Linked DNA regions of Mus musculus: region 1 is linked to region 2. Evidence: chromatin loops called from intact Hi-C (ENCODE). Cell type or tissue: left cerebral cortex. All regions are shown on one strand.

The links. Hi-C counts contacts between places; a loop is a spot of excess contacts. Peaks named below come from ENCODE experiments on the same cell type or tissue, not always from the same donor. Only the 100,000 strongest peaks of a DNase experiment are listed, where the experiment ranks them.
Region 1: a loop joins it to region 2, with 2.2 times the contacts of the local background. A loop is called at or near these places in 2 of 42 quality-filtered maps.

The regions. Positions count from the first base shown.
Region 1 is chr16:91,041,133-91,049,132 of GRCm38, forward strand. It overlaps Paxbp1 (PAX3 and PAX7 binding protein 1), which reads right to left and starts at 3,247. Exons shown (of 18, transcript NM_026110.2): 1 at 2,874-3,247; 2 at 1,421-1,549. The coding sequence starts at 3,222. In left cerebral cortex, CTCF peaks have their summits at 3,438 (motif pointing left) and 4,609 (motif pointing left); DNase peaks (open chromatin) are centred at 2,743, 3,442 and 4,632; H3K4me3 peaks cover 2,672 bases; H3K27ac peaks cover 2,095 bases.
Region 2 is chr16:91,642,854-91,650,853 of GRCm38, forward strand. Gart (phosphoribosylglycinamide formyltransferase) reads right to left here and starts at 4,119. Exons shown (of 22, transcript NM_010256.2): 1 at 4,031-4,119; 2 at 104-293. The coding sequence starts at 248. Son (Son DNA binding protein) reads left to right here and starts at 4,971. Exons shown (of 12, transcript NM_178880.4): 1 at 4,971-5,131. The coding sequence starts at 5,055. In left cerebral cortex, a CTCF peak has its summit at 3,299 (motif pointing right); DNase peaks (open chromatin) are centred at 3,575, 4,169, 4,911 and 5,441; H3K4me3 peaks cover 3,792 bases; H3K27ac peaks cover 2,515 bases.

The sequences.
Region 1 (8,000 bases), 600 kb before region 2:
CACAACAATGCACAGTTCTCATTTACCCTGGCACAAAGTTTCAATTTGGCTGCTGCTTCTAACAGCATACATGAAGTGCATCAATTTTTCCTAGGAATGATTCTCAAAAAGCCAGTTTCTGCAAACCGCCCCTCCTGAAAGTGTTTCTCTGGGTAGCCCTGGCTGTCCTGGAACTTGCTCTTTAGACTAGGTTGGCCTCAAACTCACGAGATCCACCTGCCTCTGCCTCCTGAGTGCTGGAGTTAAAGGCCTTCTGGCAGCACTGCCTGGCAACAGCAATCACTTTTAACCCACCCACAATTTCCCAGGAAAAATGTCAATCTTAATCAACTTTCTAAGGCACTAGGTTCAAAGTTGGCCACTAAGTTTCAACTGTTTTAGGACTCCAACCTCTGCTTGTAGCAACTCAGGACACCTGTTAACAGCAGGTTACAGTTTCAAAGGCTATTTACCATGTCCTGTCTCCAGCTCTAACCCTTACTGCATTTCATTCACAACCCGTCAACAACTTGTCTTTTACATTCAAACACTGAACTACTCACTTCACAAAGAGCTAGTCAAATGTACTTGCTCCTTGGTGGTATTCCCACACTTTCTCCTGTTTTGGGAATTCCAATCTATGATCTAGCTTCACATCCTACTTTTCTACAAAGCTGTCCCCTTTTTTCTAAAAATGTGTAGTTAACCTTTGACCTACAGGCCAGACTGTCTGCTAACACTTCTGTTGAATATTTATGTAACACTCTCCATTGCTACACTGTAAACTTGAGATATAACAGTATTCTTATTCAAGCCATGCCTGTAGCTGAGAACCTGGGAAATACTCTCTTTAAGCCTTTGGAATAAAGATCTCTCTGAAACATCTGTATGAGAGTAACCAGTTATAATGAATGCAAACAACAACCATGTAAAGTAACTGCTTGAAACACTTTAAACTTTGGGACTGGTTTATTGATAGAATGTTTGCCTCCAGAAAAAGTAGAGGGAAAGTTTTAAACTTGAGTTTTGAGAGGACAATGTCCCTGGCCTCTTAGTATCAAATAAGGCTGCTGAGTACTGGTATTACCAACATCAACTTCTTACGCGTTCTGTAAGAGCTATTTTCAATATGGAAATACTACCAGAGGAACTCAAGTCTGTCTCTGTGAAACAGCAGTATAAAAATTTTAAATAGAATAATCTGTCTTTATGGCTCAAACAGGAAATCTCTCTTCCTTTTCCATACAACAGTCTCTATATTAGCAAGAATTCAGAAGCAACAATCCATCTTTTTTTTTTAATGTGTGAGAAAAATTATAGAACAGTATTGCAAACTTAATGTGGACATTGGTTAGTAGAAAGAGTTCACAATATATACTGCAAAGCCCTGTGGGAAGGAACTGCTATCTTCTCTCACTTGAAAGAATTATCTGATACTTACTGTCAGCTGCTGTGTTGAGTTCTGTCTTGATCTTTGATTTTTCAAGGTCTTCTTTATATTCTTTCTTAAGCAATTTAACTATCTTTTTGCTGTAACTTGATTTCTTTACTTTGAACACTTCTTCATTTTCTTAAGAGAAACAGAATGAAGTCTGTAAGACACCAACTCAGAAAGTGCTCTCCCTTCCTCGTGCCTTTGTGCTGTTTTCATTCTGCCAGCATATTTTCACACACACAAGTCATTACAAAATCTGAAGTTTATTGCAATCTATTGCAGACTCAAAAATGGGTATTGCCAGGCTTGGCAGCAAATGCCTGGGATCCCAGAGCTGGGCAGCCAAAGGCAGGCAGCTCTCTGAATTTGAGTTCAGCCTAGACTACAGAGTGAGTTCCAGATCAGCCAGGGCTATAGTATAGAGGCTCTGTTTCAACAAAACATAATTAAAACAAACAAAAAATAGTATCAATTCCAGAAACTAAATGAAAATTTTAGTGAGTAACCCAAGGAACTTCAAAATTGTTAAATTTTGGCATATTTCACCCATCTCAGGATAAAAAAGTATTTAGAATGCTTCCTTAAAACATTAAGTCAAGAAACCTAAAACAATACACCCCAAAGTTATTCTGCCAAGTCTGAATAACTCTGGTCACAATAACAGTTATTTCAAAATTATGCCTAGAGTAAATCATTTTGCAAAACTAAGTTTCGAGTGACTTAGCCCTCATCTTTAATTTGAAAATCCAAGTCAAGAACAAGACATTTCAAACAATGCAAAACCTGGTCTGTATCTCCTTCAAACAAAATTCCAGAGAGGTCAAAGATAATTCACCCATCTTTCTAGAATCACGAAAGCATGACGCAAGACCTTCGAAAATCATCCAATTTTTCCTAACATGATGTTGAGGTACAAGTAAAATCGAAATCCCCTGCAGCCTGGTCCCTCTTCTGCTTCAAGAGCCAATGCCACAGCGGACATCTGCTCCTCCCATTTACTTCTACAGAGAAACCGAGACTGGACAACAGCAAGGGAGCGATTGGATCAAGGTCACCGGGAGCCAGGGCTGCAGCCCCAGAATTGTTCCCAGCCCTGGTTTCGGTCCTCCTCTTTAACAATCCGGCCTTCTTAATCAAGGAGGCCTAAACCGAGACGCCAACAAGCCGCAGGTACAGAGGCCTGCAGACGACTAAGAGCAGGCAGTTAACCAAGAGACTCAGGCTGCCTGCAACTCGCAAGGTAGGAAACGGGTCCACGGAGCATCGAGCCTTCTCCTCCACTCAGGATGGCTGATCAGGGCTCTGACAGCCGGAGGAGGGACTGCACAGGCCGTAGACTTGGCTGGTGGCAGCGCGGGAACACAACCCCAGGCAGATCCGGAGGCCGGAGGTGGGGAAAGGGGCGCGGCGCCCGGGCGAGCACGGGCTTGGGGTCCGCGTGGGCCGGGCCGGGGCTTACCTTCCTCCTCGTCTTGGAAGCTGAGCAGGCTGGCCCTGGGCACCTCTTTGTTCTCGCGAGGCCTCTTGCGCGGCTTCAGCCCATTGCCGGGCTCCGCGCCGCCGGAGATGCCGCCCCCGGCCTCAGCGCCGAGGCCCGGGTGGTGCGCGGAGGGCGGCGGCGGCAGCGGCCCCGGGCCCAGGAGCGACTCCCCCGCGGGGGCCCGGTCGCCGCCGCCAGGGCCGGGCTCTTCTCCCGAGGCCGGCGGGGGCAGCAACGGTGGCGGCTCCTGCTCCTCATCGCGCTCCCGCTCCTCCTCCTCCGAGTCGTTCCGCTTGCGCACGTTCACCCGCCGGGCCTTTCGGAACATCCCAGCCGCCGTCACCGCGCTCTCACAGCCGCTCGCTGACTGAGAGGACGAGGGAGCGCGGAGACCACCGCCACGCACGCGCAGTCGCAAGAGTTCCCCCCCACCAGCCGGGTCGTCGCGGCTCTGGCTAGCTATCGCGCCGCCTCGATTGCGCATGCGCCTGGGCTCTCCTCGCGCCCCACTACTTGGGCGGAGTCTCTTTGCACTGCCCTCTAGCGGCGCGGGGGACTGTTGGCATGGTACCCTCCGACTCCAGTGTTGTTCCAAAGGTCACAAAGAGGATCATCGAGATGAGAGGAGCGAGTGTAGTCTGTCGTCTCGGAGCGTGTTGCTGCAATGCGTCTTCCGCGCTTATACGGAGCCGTTACGTGTGGCAGCCTCCCTCCCACTCAGTGCCTGCAGGGTAAACAGAGGCGGGAGGCCGGGGAGAAGCGGAGGGACGAGTCAGTTGACTTGAGCTTGGGAAGGGAAAGTGCATCTCCATGGTTAATATGCCTCTTAATAACGCGAGGCGATGCTAGCAGATATCGTCTACAGATCAGAAACTCCATTAATACTTGCCATCTCTACAGCTTTATCAACGCAAACACTCTCAAAGGCGTGGGAGCACACACGTTAAATCCCAGCAGCACTGGGGAGGTGGAGGCAAGGCGATCTCTGAGTTCGGTGCCGGCCTGATGTACATAAGGAACTCCAGAATGGCCAAGGCTATGTAGGGAAACCCTCACTGTCTGGGGAAGACAGAACCAGAGATGATACATCTCCCTGCTGCCGCAGCCATTCCCAGGAGAGCGAGGTGTTTTCGGGTGGCTTGGTAAGAAAGCCAAGTTAGGTAGCAACTATTTTAACTATTTTACGAAGCATAGTGAATTTCTGAAACAAGCGGAAGGAAGATTTGTCTTATTTTCAGACTATATCACAGAGGGCAAATCTGAACCTTGGCGGCCTTAAAGAGATTGCATGAGCCGGGCGGTGGTGGCGCGCACCTTTAATCCCAGCACTCGGGAGGCAGAGGCAGGCGGATTTCGGGAGTTCGAGGCCAGCCTGGTCTACAAAGTGAGTTCCAGGATAGCCAGAGCTATACAGAGAAACCCTGTCTCGAGAAACAAACAAACAAACAAACAAAAAGATTGCATGAGGTTGAGCTAACACACAGGTTACCCAGTTCATAACCAAAGTTGAATCTTTTCTTTCTCTCGAGCATATCAGGATGCGTGGGTAGAAGTGTTTGTGAAATTATTTACATGTTTCAAAACCCGCCAAAAGAACGGGATTGGAGAGGTGAATATTGCAGTTTCGAACCAGAGGACCCTGGCTGCAGTCCCAGTACCCACACCCTCAGGGCTCCTCAAAACTCCAGTTCCTGGGAATCTGGCGCCCCCTTCTGGTCTCAGCATGCCTGTAGTGCCCAGCAGGACGTGTCCTGAATGCAGGCTAAAAGCATGGTGTTTACACATCATCTGTAAAAAGGTGCTGGACAGCACAGCAGTTAGGAGCACTTTGCCGCTCCTGCAGAGGACCTAGATTTGGTTTTCAGCACCTAGTATGGCAGCTTACAACTATGACTAACTGCAGTTCCAGGAGATCCTAAAACCCTCTCTGGCTTCCTTGTGTGGCAGCACACACATAGTTCACGTACAAAGCATGTGGGCAAATATACATAAACAATACAACAAAATCATTAAAAATATCTAGTTAATTGAAGTAATCCCAGCCCTCTGGTTGGAGACCTGCCTAAGATAAAGGAGAACATGTCTTTAAAAAAAAAAAAATCCCCAAACCTCAAACTATGGTGCACTGGGCTTGTTGAGAACTTTAAAGGAAAAGTAAGCCCTCTGTTTAACATCGCCTTGCTTTCCCCTTTCCATTAAAAACAAGTGCAGAGAGAGGCCTCCTCTGAAGTTCTCCATTCAGCCTGAAGATAGAATTCCCAAAAGGAAACACCATTGTATAAGCATGGCTGCCCCCACCACCCTGGAAATCTCATCAACTAGGGAACATTAGCACCAGAGGAGAGGCCAATGGTGTGGATCCCATTGGCCTCTGTCACCTAAGAGATGTACTGTATGGAGAGGCGTGTATTATTCACAGTACTGTTGGCCACTTTACTCACCCACCCCCTGTCACCACGAGTCTCCCAGAGCCTCAACTCCCGTTCTGTAGTCACATGTGTGCCTAAAGTTTCCTCTCCACCGCTGAGCCTTGTACTTATGCATTTGTGTATCTGTGTGCTAGCTTCCTTCCTATTAATCTCTGACTGCCGATTTGTTTTACACAATCATTGAAACTCCCCAGAGTGGAAATCTCCCTCCTTATACTGTAATAATCAACACTATCCTGAAGAGCTTTGAAAATTTGTCACATCTCTGAGGCTAGAATGGAATTGCTGAGGCCCCAGGTAGCATCTTTTAGTTTTGCAAATCCTAGCTTGCCCTGTGTAGAATTTTTAGTTTGTACTTATACCAACAAACATGACTGTATCTTTTAGCCTATACCATGCCCTCAGATTTTCACTGAGATTTAAATTCCACACTGAAGTAGAAGATCCCACGTTTTCGTTTCATATAATTAGGTAGGGTTTTTTTTTTTTCCAGTTCTCTTTGGTTAGACTTGAGACCTGTCCTCCTAGGACCCAGATGTGCAGCTGAAAGCAGCCTCTCCAACCATTTTCTCAGTGACTAGGAAAAGTTAGTATTATGTGACTTCTATTCTCCTGTTACTCCTGCTTCTTATATTCTGGCTGCTCAGCACTGCTAGAGTTCTGACTGTAGCCTGCTTGGTGAAACTGGACTCCCATTTTCAATAACAAAAGATTCAAATTGCGCTTGGTCAACCTCCAGACACTTACCTGCCCTGCACCCTGAGATATATTTGCAGTAAATGCTGACAGCAAAGGGTGAGGACACCTGCCTGCCATAGGCAAGGTGCTGCATAAGTCCCCAGAACCTCAAGGAGGGGGGGAAAAGATTAAAAAGATAAAGTATATTGAACTCTGAAGCTTTAAAAAGACGTATTGTAAAACTGCCCATTGGATGTGTATAGCGGGAGAACCCTGGTCATTTCAAATATTAAAGATAAGAAAGATGGTTATAAGTTTTCCATTCTACCCGTTCAGGTAGTAGAAGGGCAAAGTTAAACACTAAGCATTATCTTGCTGCCTGAATAGTCCAAAGTTCCCTCAACCAGATATTACAGACCCGGTGGAACTTAAATTCTGGAGCCCTGACAGCTGCTTGACTCGAGTGTCAGCTGGTATACCACACATCAGGAAGGAGTTATTTGAGAAAGCACTGCCAAGCTTTGAGTGTGCAATCGACTGATTCGTTTTTTAATGTTGCTGTATTATCACAGCATCCGTTGTTTCTATAGGACTGTTAAGTCAACTGTTCTGATTAAAACAGTCAGTTCTTTCTTAAGTGGTATTTTCAAGCAACAATACTAATTTAGGGCTTTTTCCTCCACCAAATTGTAATGTCACATGGGTTAATTGACTCATAAATAATGACAAAATAGGTCGGTTTGATTTGCTGACTTAACCTTAGATCCTGAAATGGAGACCAGTGTTTACCAAATGTAAGTCTTCAAACCACTGAAAGGATATTCCTACCTAGGAGTCAATGTCAGATGTGACTGGCAGGGACAGCCTGTTCCTATAACGTAGCAGAATGTTCATTGCTGGGTAGAATAGTCCTCTAAGACTATGCCTTTATTTCTCCTTAGAATTAAGGTGAGGAAATTCTTTACTTGTATCAGTAGTGATGCTGGTGTGTGGTACTGTATTGCTTCCATGCTCTGAGCTGGCAAATTCGGATGCAGTGAACGCAAAGCCCTGCCACACTCTGTGCGCTTTTATTTTTATCCAGCAAGTGGAGTCTAATATTCTAGAAACTGATGACCCTCAAGGTTTTCCCTTTTTTTTTTTTTTTTTTACATAATGCTGGAAATATTTTTTTAACCTTATACTGGTTCTTTGTGGATTTCACAGCGTGCACCACAATCGCATCCTTTCCCCTACCCCTCGTACCTGCCCTCTGTAGTGTGTCACAGTGTGCCCCGCTATATAGACCCTTTGTCCACACCTTTGTTTGTTTGTTTTTGCTTGCAAATGTTGACTGCAGTGAGTCATTGGTCTGATTTGAGGCCTCTGGCTTCTGCTACACTATCAACACTGGAACCCCCCTTTGGACCTCCTGTTGCTGCCCTGTGTCCTGGAGATCCTGTAGGTTTAGATCTGCTGGGGCAGCCCCTTCACGTGCTCCAGCAGTTAACAGATGGGGTAGATGTTGGGGCGGGACAACTCAAAGGCCTGGAGCTAGGCCTGGGTGGTGGCAGAGCTGGTCAGGCCACCAGCTGTCCCACACCCATACCACCAGCGTGAGCTTTCCAGCACTGCCCCAGTTAGCTCATGCCACTGCTGGCAAGGGTTTACAAAGTCAGCTCTCATGCCTTCAGGGCCGGCTCACCTGCACCACAACCTCAGGGCCACCTCTGCCATGCCGCCCAGTCAAGGTACAGGGCCCACTCGACGGCAAGTGAGGGGCAGGTCCAGCTCTCCTGCTCTCATGACCCAGGGGCAGGTCTCCCACCTGCCAGGACATCTCTCCCTTGCCCATGCCACTGCGCTGCAGACAAGAAGCATGGCTGGCTTCTCCTGTGCTCATGCCCCCAAGGCCCGCTCACCTACTACCAACATGAGTTGAGAGAGGGGAGAAGGGTAGGGCCAGCTCTACTGTGCTGCCCAACTATGGAAGTCTTAATATTCTATTCCTTTTGGTTTG
Region 2 (8,000 bases):
TGCATTCAAACTTAAATAGAAACACACCTTACTAAAGAGCATATGTGAGCCGTCTTTTATTATCAAATATTAACCACCGCTCCCCATTTTGAAACATAATTACCAGCATTGGAGATCTTCCCAGCGCACGCAGTGCCTGCGTTTCCTGGGGCAACCAACACTTGCTTGACCTGAGGAGACTGTGCGAGCTTCCAGGCCAGGGTATGTTCCCTTCCCCCGCTACCGATGACAAGAACTCGGGCTGCCATGGCTGTCTCCGAAGCAGGGATTCAGAAACAAAATGCAACCACCTGCTGAAAGTAAACCATAGGCGACATTTTACATCACATGTATTTTGAAAAACAATTTCTCTTTTTTGGTGGTGTTTCATTTTGTTAATTTTTTATGTGTGCTGGTGTTTTGCCTGCATGTATGCCTGTGTACCACAGCTGTGCTATGTGTTCATGGAGGCCAGAAGAGATTGTTGGATCCACCGGAACTGGGCTTGTAGTACAGGTGGTTGTTAGTCACTAGTTGCTGGTAATCAAACCCCAGACCCCTAGAAGAACAGTCAGTGCTCTTAACCACTGAGCTGTGCCTCCAGCTATTCTTTTTGTTATGAGAAAGTCTTGCTATGTTGCTCAGGCTAGACTCAAACTCATGGGAAACCCCCTGTTTTAGCCACTATCCAAGTGTTAGGATTGCTACCATACCTGGCTGTAAAAATCATAATTTATAAATAGGATTTTCACATAATCATTTGTTTTTATACATGTGACATTTTCATCCAGAGATTCGTTATTTAGAAATTGGGATTTAGGCCAGGCGTGGTGGCGCACGCCTTTAATCCCGACACTTGGGAGGCAGAGGCAGGCCAATTTCTGAGTTTGAGGCCAGCCTGGTTTACAGAGGGAGTTCCAGGATAGCCAGGGCTACACAGAGAAACCCTGTCTCACAAAAAAACAAAAACAAACAAACAAACAAACAAAAAAACCCAACCAACCAACCAACCAACCAAAAACCCCCAAACAAACCCAAAACAAAACAAAAAACCAAAAAACAAGAGCTAGAGAGATGGCTCAGGTTGCTCTTCCAGAGGACCTGGGTTCAGTTCCTAACATTTGTATGGTGGCTAACAACTGTTTGTAACTCTAGATCCAGAGAACCTTTCTTTGATGTCTTCCTTGGGCACAAGGGACACATACATGCAGGAAAAATATTCATAAAATAATAAGCTAAAAAGTCAGACCCCCCCCCTGTAAAAAGCCCCGGGAGGTTAGAATTGGAAAGCTATGACCATCATTTCAGGAAAAGTGGGCATGTGCTAAGGAGGTGGACCCACTTACAGAGACCACACACCTCCGTAACCATAAGCCTACACAAACATCTTTTCCCTGTAATTTACCTAGCCTGTAATATCATAACAGCAAACCCAACAAACCAATTAAAAACCTGCATACTAATACAGCACCTTATCTGAGAAATAATCTACCAACATCCCTCCTCTTTTGGAAGATCTGATAATTATTAACCCTTAGCAAGAAAATGGATTTCGATATTTGCTTATTCGTTCAGGAGATGGGGTCCTGCTACTTTGCTTACCCTAGGCCTGAATTTCTGAGCTCAAGAGATTCTTTTGTGCTGGTGTGTGTTGGCACATTCCCTTAATCCCAGCACTCAGGAGGTAGAGGCAGGAGGATCTCTGAGTTTGGGGCCAGTCTACAGACTAGAGAGTGATCTCTATGACAGCAAGAACTGCAGAGAAACCCTGTCTCCAAAGCCAAAAAAAAAAAAAAAAAAAAAGAAGAAAGAAAGAAAACACACCAGATTCTTGCCCCAGTCTTCAAGTAGCTGGGATAGCAGGCATGTGTCATTATACCCAAATTTAAACCTTGAGGTGGCACAGAGAACAGGCATTAACAGTACACAATTTCTCTGTCAAGGGCCAGGAAATAAATATATTTGAGGGCCATCTGTGCATTGTCCAAACTATGAAGTTTGTATTGTGATGTTGACAGGACATAAGTGAGTGTACATCACCCAGAGGAAGGATTTATGTCCACAGTGGGCAGAGGTCCTTGCCTAGTCAGCACTCTAAGCAACAGGAAGCCATTATGCACAGGAGGGCCATAACAAACTAAGCATATTTTGGGCACTGCAACTTCAACCAGTTTCCTTCAATATTTTTTCCCCTCTGTATCCCTGGTTGACTGAGAACTTGCTACAGCAGGTCTCAGGGCTTCAGCGAGATCCTCTGGCCTCTGCTTCCCTAGTGCTGAGATTACAAGCATGTGCCACCACATCTGGCTCCTCCCACCAGTTTTGTTTGGTATCCACACAAAAACAAGTGGCAGAATCATTTGTCTATTGTCTACAGCTTGCAGGCTTATGATTTGAGATCTTACGGGAGTCTCTAGATTGGAAATCTATTAGAAACCACAATTAAATACTAACATCTCATTTGAATACAAGCATTTGTTAAAAGTTTAGTTCTTAAGAATTAACTGGGGGCTGGTGAGATGGCTCAGTGGGTAAGAGCACCCGACTGCTCTTCCAAAGGTCAGGAGTTCAAATCCCAGCAACCACATGGTGGCTCACAACCACCCGTAATGAGATCTGATGCCCTCTTCTGGTGCGTCTGAAGACAGCTACAGTGTACTTACATATAATAAATAAATAAATCTTTAAAAAAAAAAAAAAAAAAAAAAGAATTAACTGAAACAATTCTTTAAGAAAAAAAGGTGTGTGTGTGTGGGGGGGGGGGGGCTGGAAAGATGGCTCAGTGGTTAAGAGCACTGATGAGGTCCTGAGTTCAATCCCCAGCAACCACATGGTGGCTCACAACCATGTGTAATGGGATCCAATGCCCTCTTCTGGTGTGTCTTCAGACAGTTACAGTGTACTCACATACATAAAATAAACAATTCTTTAAAAAAAAATATTGTATACTACAAAGTACCCAGAAATAGGAAGTACTAATTTGCTATGTGTTGTTACTTCATATACCTAATTGATACCTATTGCTTAGAATAGAAGCCTTGTGTTCAAATTCTAGCACCAATAAAAGGAGGGGGGGGAGCAAAGATATTATCAAGATATTTACTTATGTAGAAGATGGTTACGGAAAGAAGAAAACTGAAATATGTAAATTCTAAATTGATCCTTTACTTTGGGATTACATATTTAAGGAAAACCCAAGCAGACTGGTAAGGTTAAGAACACTTAGTTCTCTTGCAGAGGGCTGGGGTTTAGTCTCCCAGCACCCACAAGGTGGCTCACAAACATCCTAATCTGGGTCTGGAGACTGAATGCTTTCTTCCGGCTTCTTTGGGGCGTTCATTGTATGCACGTGGGCACAAACATACATGTAAGGGACAACGCTCCTACACATAAGATAGACTTTAGTTCAATTCTGTGTCATTTTCTTAGAGAAATAGCTGAAGCCATTAAACTTTTTAAAAAATCTAACTTGAATAAGAAAGCAGTGCAAGAAGACAATTTTCATTTTACTAGTCAGGATCTGTGAAATAGCAGGACTGGTCTCTTCACCAGCAGCGGCTGGGTGCCTGGGCTCCGGTGTCAAGGCCTTACTAGCCGGGAGACTCGGAGAGTCTTTTGTAACTTCTTGGGTGTCAGTTAACTAACAGGCAATTTATAGCGAGAACAAGAGAATAGGGTAAGGAGAGAATAAAAGAATCGGTTAAAACCACTTCCAAATATTTGTTTTGAAAAAGTAGAAACCAAATACGAAAGTGGTCCAGGTAAATGGTTAGTTACTGTGATAAAACTAGAGCGGATAAAAAAACCATCGGTGTACAGGGTCTGTCTTTACAAGGCAGAGATGCACAGAAACCTGGACCCGGCCTCAGAATTAGAAAGCTGGGAAAGAACTACCTGGCCGACCTCCATCAAGGCCGTGCAAAGCACGTGGGCTTTTCGCCAGTCACGCCAGTTTCGTTTCAAGAGTAGCACCGGTCGCTGAGGTTAAACCCATGGGTCAAAGCGTTTAGGCAGTCCACGCATCATCTTAAGAACTAAGGCATTCACGCACCTGCAAGCCCCGCCACGCAGCTCCGGCTCGCACCCGCCACTCGCACCCGCCGGAAGTTGGCCCGGGGAATCCAGCGCGCCCCGGCCTCTGCCCCGCCTCCGATGGACTCGGCTGCTCATTGGCCGCAGCCCGCCTAGGTCCCCGCCCGCGAGGCGACCCGTGGGGGTTCCTCCCGCCTTAGGGTGCGGTCGGAGCCCGCTGCCTAGCCGGGCTCAGAATCCCTGGCACCACGATTAGAGCTGATGATGCTCGTCAGGGGCTGTCACTTAAGGTCCCTGCGTTTACCCCAGAGCCTCCTACACTGGGGGCAGAGCCGAGGCTGCCTGACTGTGGCTGCTCACCAAGCGCCAGGGCGGAGCGGCCAGGGCTGGACTCCGGAGCAGCTCAAGCGCACTGCGTTTAGAACGCAGGTCGCTCAGACGCTCCAGCCTTTGCTAAAAACTACGCGAGGCCGGTTATAGCAAGCATCGAGGCAGAATGGGAATGGCTCCTTTCCAACTCATAGTGGGGACGCGGGACGGGGATTTCTTTCTCATGCACGTCTCCCTGACCAAAGTAAACTTGGCGCTTGCAACAAACGCGTTCGAGCTCCGTGCCGGACAAGCCGAGGCTTTTCTCGTCCCCCAGCTTTTTTTTTTTTCCATGGCCTCTAATCTCAGGCATTTACTCCCTATAGAAAGCCTCTTAGGAGTCCCCGCAGGCTGAGGGGATCAACAGCCGAAGCTGTCGCGGTCGCCTCGGGAGCGACTTCTCCTGTAATGGCGCCTGCGTCAACCACTAACATGGCGGCCGAGTTCGTGCGCGGCGCAAACGTCAGCAGCTCTACCCCGGCGGCTCAGAAACAGCGGAGGAGAGCGGGCCGGTGTTCGCTGATTGGCTCGTGGGTGGAGCGAGCCCGTGCGGACGCTCCCTCACGAGCCAATCAGGAAAGGGATAAAAGGAATTGGCCGCTGCGCCTCCTCCCGAGGCATGCTGGGAGCCTGGAGGACTAGCGAGGAGTAGTTGAGAGAACGGAGCGGACGCCATGGCGGCCGACATCGAGCAGGTTTTCAGGTCTTTCGTGGTCAGTAAATTCCGGGAAATACAACAGGAGCTTTCCAGGTAAACGCTTCCCAGACTTTTCTGCTCCTCGCGGGCTGTTAGGGCTTCATCTAGCCTCCCGTGGCATCTTTCACGGAACGCCGTCGTTTCTCGGCTCAGGCCCCGCTACGGCCCCGCCTGGGCCTGGGATCCATTTTCCGCCCCCCCCCCCACCCCCCCAGTTCCCCGTTCGTTCCTTTCGCGAAAGATCGTCTCTTCCGCGGTGTCGCACACGCCGTTTCTTTCTTCCAGTTAAGACGGTCACCTTTCCCTCGTTTGGACACCCCCTACCCTCCAGCTACTCGGAGGCCCGGCGTCCACCAGGGACGGGCCTAGTTCCCTTCCCAGCTCCTCCTCCGCCGCCGCCTTTCCCCTCCCCCTCCCCGCCTCCGCGCATTTCGCCGGCCGGTGTCTATGGCCGGAAAGGGTCTCTAACGGCCGCTTCTTGGGTAACCTTAAAACTTCTTTATTATTGTACGCTTGCGATCGTTTGGCCACCGCAGTCTATTTATTAGACGATTTGGGCCCCGGTTACTGCTCTGTGCTTCAGACCGGATTAGCACTCTTTTCACAGTTGTAAATTGAAACATCTCAGTTCGATGTAAGATACAAGATCAAATATTCGAGAGGATGATAGGAGGGGGCTTTGGAACTGCTGGATGCGTAATTTGATTGAGTAGAAAGTGGAGTATGTGTTATTTTTGTTATTTTTCCTTGCTACCCCGACTTAACGGACGGATTTTTGTCACTGCCAGTAGACTTCAGAGGTTAGCCTTGGTTCTCAGAATTTAATGTTGAAGAGATCTCCTCAGTTGTTTACTTAGGAAAATAGTGTGGGTTATGTTATAACTTAAGGAAATATTCAGAGGTAAATATTTTTTACTTTTATTTTTTAACGAATGGTTTAAGTTGAGAACAGAGCAATACATAAGTTAGAAAAATCATCTGATAAGCAGTTGTAAATTATATGCCCAAATTACCTGGGACTGTGGATAGAATAATGTTAATCATATTTTATTGCAGAAATTGTTTTTTTTTCAAGATAGGGTGTTTTTGTTTGTTGCTGTTTTTGTTTTCTTTCTTTTTTTTTTTTTTCTTTTTTGTGGACAGGCTCTAATGTCATGGCTTACAGCTTTGTAGCTGAAGCTGCCCTGTTGTCATCTTTCAATCAATGGTGGCGTCACAATTTTTTTTTTAAATAAAAATATTTATACACTGTGTTGCTTTTTAACATTTTGAGACATTGGGTATTTTTTTTTGTTTGTTTAATGAGATGAAACATAAACTAAGGGAATATCATTTTACCTGGAAACCTTTGATTTTTGAGTCAGGGTCTCACTAGGTAGTCCTGGCTGACTTAGAATTCACTGTGTAGATTAGGCCGGCCTTGCCCTAATAGGAATCTGCCTGCCTCTGCTGGGATTAAAGGCCAGTGCTACCACCATTCTGAAACTCAAGCAGTCTCTTGTACTGGTTGTATTTACTTTTTTGTAGGGTGGGGGTTGGAGACTGGGTTTCTTTGTGTGGCTCTGAAGACCAGGCTGGCCTTGAACTTTAGAGATCCACCCGCCTCTGCTTCTGTAAAAGGCTTGTGCCATCGTGCCCTTTTAATGTGTTTTCTCTTAGTGTGGTCATTTTGTATTGTATTTTAGACATAATAGATTATGAGCAGGTTTGTCCTTCAAAGTCTCAATTATTGGAACACTTTTCATAACTACATAAATTCCTTTTTAGGATATTTATTGTTGGACAGATAAATGGTTTAAAATTCTAACTGCTTTTTAGTAATTGTAATTAACATTCTGGTAGCTTTAAGGAAAATTATTTTTTATAGATTGATTTGACTTTTCTTTTCTTTTCTTTTCTTTTCTTTCTTTCTTTCTTTCTTTCTTTCTTTCTTTCTTTCTTTCTTTTTTTTTTTTAAAGAAAGCTCTCCCTGCCTCTGCTTCTGCTTCACAGTGCCTGAATTGTCCTCCTGCCCAGCCCTAGATGACTGGAACAAACCTCTAATCCTAGTGCTCACAAGGCAGAGGCAAGAAAATCAATCCCTGTGAGGTAGTTGGTCTACAGTAGTGAGTTCTAGGCCAGACAAAGTAGAGAGACCCTATCTTAAAAAAAAAAAAAAAAAAAAGTGTAAGTGAGAGCATTAGAAAAACCAGCCTGGTTTATGGCATAATCAGTATAAAAACATTTTTTTTTAATTTGCCATTTGAGTGAGCTACTTTCCCCCTATTTGCTTATATATCAGTATAGGTGGTGAGACTAACACACAATTTATTGCATACAGTTTTTTCCTCCATTTATAGAAACAATAATAGTCCTGGTTGTGGACTCTTGTTAAAATTTCATGGTTTTTAAAAATAGGTGGCAGGCCAGGTATGGTGGTGCAGGCCTTTAGTCCCAGCAGATGGGCAGAGGTGGGCACATATCTCTTGAGTTTTAGACTGCCAGGGCTACATAGTGAGGCCTTTGTCTTGGAAATAAAACAAAAGAAAGTGGCACTAGTATGTATGTATTTAGAAATGTTATTAGCCTAACAAGGTTTGTGTGTTAGAAAACCAATCATTCCTCACTAAAGTGTTCTGTTTCTTTAATAAAACTGTTAGCAGGTAGCAGTTTTATGTGCATTCAGGTAGCAAAATTCTAATTCAAACTGAATGCATTTTAAATTTTTTGCAAGTTTATCCAAAAATAGTAAAAAATGTTTATGTGAATGACCTTGTTTTATCTATGGTGATGCTCTGGCCCTGTGATCTGAAGACAAGCTATTGATCATTTTACTATTAGTATAAATGAATTGCCACTTGTTCTGTGTAAAATTCTTGAATTTCATAAGTTGTTTAGTAAGCAGACTTTTAAGTACAAGTTTTTTTTTTTTGTTTGTTTGTTT